Linked DNA regions of Mus musculus: region 2 is linked to region 1. A link is a loop called in an ENCODE intact Hi-C map of the cell type or tissue named here. Cell type or tissue: heart. All regions are shown on one strand. Links, peaks and the distances in the headings refer to the core of each region. The heading gives the core; the rest is flanking DNA.

Evidence for each region. A loop is a pair of places that touch in the nucleus more often than their neighbours do. Peaks named below come from ENCODE experiments on the same cell type or tissue, not always from the same donor. Only the 100,000 strongest peaks of a DNase experiment are listed, where the experiment ranks them.
Region 2: it touches region 1 in a loop (2.5-fold over the local background); 5 of 42 quality-filtered maps call a loop at or near these places.

The regions. Positions count from the first base shown.
Region 1 is chr12:104,223,770-104,226,697 of GRCm38, reverse strand. No RefSeq gene overlaps it. Among named protein-coding and RNA genes, the nearest start is that of Serpina3f, 11 kb to the right of the region's middle. In heart, for the core only: no CTCF peak of the experiment used is centred there; a DNase peak (open chromatin) is centred at 1,547.
Region 2 is chr12:104,271,133-104,274,060 of GRCm38, reverse strand. No RefSeq gene overlaps it. Among named protein-coding and RNA genes, the nearest start is that of Gm51267, 3.3 kb to the right of the region's middle. In heart, for the core only: no CTCF peak of the experiment used is centred there; no DNase peak of the experiment used is centred there.

The DNA.
Region 1 (2,928 bases), core at 267-2,766:
ATGTCAATCAAACCAAGTATTTAGGAGAGTACTCTGATGGTCATATATTACAATTTCATGCCTTATTAAATTCTTCTGGTAAATATGAAGGGTCTTTGTTGTGTTTTGGCGAGAACTTGACTGAAAATTGTGAACAAGTTAACATACAAGATGATTGGGACAATAATGTTAATGCAGGCATACATTGGGCCCTGGACTTTATTATCCGATATTAAATGATCCTAGAAGAGGCCCCAGACGTCCTCCACAACGGATTCCTGTATGCAGGACTGTTTTGCCCCCGAAATTGGGTTTTTCTCCCTTTTGGAGATATTGCTATGCTAATGAGACTGTTTGCTCTAATACCACCTTGTGTGATTGGAATATTTTGGATTATATTAATCATTGTCCTATTAATTTGGTTTATGGGATTTGTACAAAAAATAATGAAACTTATTTTTCTTCATTATGGAAAGCCATTGCAGTCCTTGGGATGATAAGAGTTAAAAGAATTAACAGCACCTGGATTCCTATCGGGAACATCACGGCATTTCAGGACGAACAAAATAAGACTGAAGTTTTTGTACGTGTGTGTGTTCCAGAACCATTGGCCTTTTTGAGTGGGAATTTATTGATAGATATTAATACTGTTAATTGTACTAATTGTCAAATAACTAATTGTGTTAATTCTACTTTAAGTAATTTTTTGATTGTTAAGCAACCTGGTTATGTTTATTTACCAGTTAATTTGACTAAGGATTGGTATGATGAAAAAGCCCTAGCAATTCTTGAGCATGCAACCACAGAATTGTTGTTACGATCTAAAAGGGTCATAGGCATAATTATAGCAGGAATAGCTGCCTTGATAGTTGCTAGGACGGTAATGGCAACTGCTTCTGTGTCCTTAGTGCAAAGTATACACACTGCAGCATATGTTAATGGCTTGGTTAAAGCCTTATATGTTCAAAAAGAATGGGATAAAAATTGAAATGAGAGTGAATTCTCTCATTGATTTATTGGGTCGTCGATTGCAGATTATGGCTATAAGAGAATTTGTCATGCTGAATTTAAGACTATTTGTGTTACCCCAGTTCCATATGATGATAGTAAGTGCTCATGGGATAAGATACAAAACCATTTACAATGAGTATGGGATAATTCTTATACGTCCCTTGATTTAAATGAATTAAAAGAACATATTTAAGATATTATGAACATTCCAAAAATTGATATTCACATTATGGAACAGACTAAAACCTTTGTTGATGCTCTTAAATCTGCTTTTCCATTCTTTACATCTTTTAAAAAATTGGGTAATTGGTGTTATAATTATTGCAGGATTATTAATAACTGGATATAGTTTATTTCCCTATTTAATTCGTGGGGCAATGCAACAGACTCATAAAAGCTTGATTGAATTGAAGAAGTTAAAACTTGCTGAGGAAAAGGGTCATCTGCCTCCCATGTTCATTTAGTTAAAGAAAAAAGGGTGGAATGAGGAGAACAATGGCTTCCCTTTGGTTCTGGCCTGAAAGGGTCACAGCAGTTAACTGGGGGAAAGTTCAGGGGCTGTCCCTCCTGGAAGGGAGGGATGTCCAAACATGACTTTCTGTGGGCCAAAGTTATTTCCTGCTCCTAGCCAAGAGTCAATATGTATCCGTTGAGGAGGATGTCTTGGGTCTGTTGATAAACAGTTCCTTATTTTGAAGAAGTTCTTATTATGAGAAACTGAAACCAAGAGTGAAAATATTGTGTGTTAATTTTAATTAAGCAAAGATGTTATTGTTTGAGTAAAAATTGCAAATCCTACCCATGCTTATAAGCTGAAGAAATCAGTAAACCTTTGTACCTTGCCACCAGAGCAGTAGTCGGTCTGTCTCTTTAAGGCATTTGCAAAGCTGATGTTCGAAACCTTTCTGCACAGCCCATGGTAGACGCCTGCTGCTCATTTCTGGGACTGATATGCCTTATGTCTAGGGAGCTCCATGGCTGTTAAAACATGTCCTACATGCTCATCCCGTGGGCTCTGGTGTTTTTAACACTATGATGGCTCATCCCGTGGGCTCTGGTGTTTTTAGCACTATGATGGCGGGTTACAGATCAATGTAATGATGAAGAATACCAGTCAGTAGGACCTGACACTTGGATGCAGAAAAATGAGTTTGTACTTTAAAGAAGAGAATAAACCTTAGCAATTTCATCCCTGGTCCTTCCTCAGCCTGTTCAGGTTAGGTATGCAATAAAAGTGACCTGGCTGACTAAGGGCAGAGAGAAGTGTGTGAGTCAGGTGTCCTGTTCTTCCTGCTATTCTTGCCAGCAGCCCTACGCAGTCTACCTGAGTCCCAGCAGCCTCATTTGTTTAACTGAGAAACAGATGGGTTTGCTTTGACAATCCTATATTTGTTTCTTCTTTTATGTTCTGGTTGTAGCAAATCGAATAGCCCAAGTTCAAGGCCAAGTGCCCCATGTGCAAATTACATCTGTGCAAAGCTAGAAGATCCTGAACATCCTTACACATCAACATACTTGTCCATTTTCAACATATGTATATACACATGTATATCATACATATATGTGTGTCTATGTATATACAAACTCATGTATACATATTTACCCAAACATATGTATATGTGTGTCTATATAAAAATCCATACCTACACACACTCACACACACACAAATATATATATGCTTGTACTCAGGGCCTGACATATACTCAGAAAACAGCCTACCACTGAGTCATTCCTGAGCAGGTGTATAATGTGTGTCTGTGTGTTTGTGAACGTGTAAGTGTGCATCCATGTGCACAGCCCTCTTCTTACATTTCCTTTTGACTCAGTGCCTCACTATCTTGCCCTACTGACCTTAAACTCACTCTCAGATATTTCATTTCCTCCTTGACTCAAAAGGAGGAGTGGATGACATGTTAGTAAAGCAACTTCTACTTGTGC
Region 2 (2,928 bases), core at 315-2,814, 47 kb before region 1:
AGGGAAGGGGGGAGGGGCTTCAGAGAATGTAGGCTTATGCTGGCAGTTTGCAGCTGGGGGTGTCCCTGCTGCACTGTTCCCTCCTTCTAATACCTTTGGTGTGCTACAGGAGAGCATGTGTAGTTTTGGAACAGTGTGTGTGTGTGTGTGTGTGTGTGTGTGTGTGTGTGTGTGTGTGTGTAGGAGTGTGAGTTGTGTGTGGCTGTGTCCTAATCAGCTAGCTGACCATCTGTGGATCCACATTTCCTTGTAGTGAGTGTTTTCAATAAACGTTCTAAGGAGCTAAAAAGAGTCAACAGGCCGGCATGGTCCTGACACAGAGGTTTGTCCACAAGGAGGCCATGGGAAGCTGGACTTCAGCATTTACAGAGGTTGAGTGGAGGCTGCACATGGCTCGGGGTCTGCAGCATAAATATGCAGAGGACAGCAACCCTGTTCTGCTTTTTCAGATGACAGCTGGAGAACAGGACACTTTTGGAACAGGGTTAGTGTTCAGGGTTAGGGTCAAAACAACCTCTTATCTGCTGTTTAATACACTCTCCAGCCTCAGTTTCTCCTCCTGCTTCCTCTCTGTGCCAGGATGACATGAAGGTTACATTTAGTGGCACACACATCAAGAGCCAGTAGGAAATGCAGAAAGCCAGCCTCTTCTGGTTTCTCTTTCTGCACAGCACATTGTGAATGACTGCTGCTCATTCCTGGAACTGGAACTGACATGCCTTGTATCTAGGGAGCTCCATGGCTGTTAAAATATCCAACCTGCTCATCCCGTGTGCTTTGATACTTTTTACACTATGATGGTGGGTTACATATCAATCTAATGGTGGAGAGTACCAGTCAGTAGCAAATGAAACACATGGAGAAAATGAGTTTGTACTTTAGGGAAGGGGACAAACCTTAGCAGCTGCATTCCTGGCCCCTCTTCAACTGGTTTGGAGCCAGGGATGGAGTAAAAGTGACCTGGCTGACTAAGTGCAGAGAGGAGTGTGAGAGCCAGGTGTCCTGTTCTTCCTGCTCTTCCTGCCAGCAGCCCTAGGCAGTCTACCTGAGTCCCAGCAGCCTCAGTCGTTTCTCTGGGAAAGAGGCAGTCTTGCTATGATAGTCAAATATTTATTTCTTCTATTATGTTCTGGTTATAGCAACTTGAACAAGGCCAATTGCTCCATGTTCTAATTACATCTGTACAAAACTAGAAGATCCTGGACATCCTTACACACATTGACATATATTTTCAATTTTCAACATCTGTAGATACATGTGTATATCATACATATATGTGTATCTATGTATATAAACACTTATATAAACATATATGTGTGATATGCACATGTATATACAGTATTCACACAAGTGTATGTGTCAGTCTATATATAAACACATAAATAATCAACACACACACACACACACACACACACACACACACACACACACACACACACACACATATATGTTTGAACTCAGAGCCTGACATATACTCAGAAAACAGCCTAGCCCTGAGTCATTCCTGAGCAGGTGTGTAGTGTGTCTGTGTGTTTGTGAATGTGCATGTGTTCACACGTGTGCACAGCCCTCTTCTTACAGTTTTGTTTTCACTAAGTGCCTCACTATCGTGCCCAACTGACCTTAAACTCACTCTCAGATATTTCATTTTCTCCTTGGTTCAAAAGGAGGAGTAGATCACATATTAGTAAAGCAACTTCTATTTGTGCTCACAGTAAAAGGACAAAGCCAGTGAAGTGGAAAGGAGGGACTGCAGCTGTGTGGAGAGCCATGAGCAATTGCCATCATGAGCCTCCGCTGTGCCTAACTGGTAAACAAGTAATGTGCGCAGGTGCAAGAGTAAATTCATGCCAAGTCACTGCTCATCCCGGGGCGTAGTAGTGGGGTGATGAGTGAGCAGCTAATCAGGAGCTGACACGTCACATGGAGGGGTATATAAGCAGCATCATTTTCCTTGTTCGTTGTTGTTGTTCTTCTTTTGCCTATGCAATCAATGCTCTCCCAATAAACGTGTGCAGAAGGATCCTGTTGCAGCGTCGTTCTTCCTGGCCAGTTGAGCGCATGCAAGACAGCTGGACCAGTCCTCCTCAGCAGACCTGATGGTGACATAGAGGATCTCATGTCCCCACTCCTAAAATTCTGGTGAAGCCTAGTATTTTGTCCCCATAGCATGTTGTATTATTGTCCTCATGCTGCAACACCGTACAAACTTCACATCCAGCAGCTAGGTCTTCCATCTGCTGCCCAACCAGTTCACATCCTTAAAGCTCAGAGAACCTCCCCTGAAGACTCACATTTCATTCCTGCTTGGGCAGAATTTCCAGTATCTCATTTCAAGCCATGTTAGTCACTGCTGTACAGATTTCATACCCATTGATGAGTCACCCCTTTAGCTCCCCATAGCTCCACACAACCATTAGAACAACCTTTATGTTAATGAATTCCCCTGTTCTGAATATCATATGTTTGTAGCTCACAGGACACAGGCCCTACTGTGGATTCTTTCCCTGGGAGCATATTGGTAGGCTCACACACAGGGCAGCAAGAAATGGCACCTCTCTCATTTGTCTAATGCAGTAATAGTGTGTGGCCTGAGCAAGCTCTGCTTCTCCATGCATCTGTTGGGACTTGAGTCACAAGCCCTTTACCAACTAGGAGAAGTATGGTGGACTCAGGCTGCAGTGCTTGCCATGTCCTCACTTCCTGTTCCTCTGAGTACCTGCCTACAGTGTGATTGCTGTATCAACCCCTCCAAATGCTGCACCATTCTCCATTCCTACTGCTCCACAGGAAGGCCTGGAATTCTAGTCCTCCAACCATACCTCACCTAGAGAAACAAGTTCTTGTCCTATGCCTGCATTTTAAATCAGATGTAGCTGTAGCAGTTGGGATAGTGTGAGGGTGGAAGTGGCAGCCAGGATGTTGATG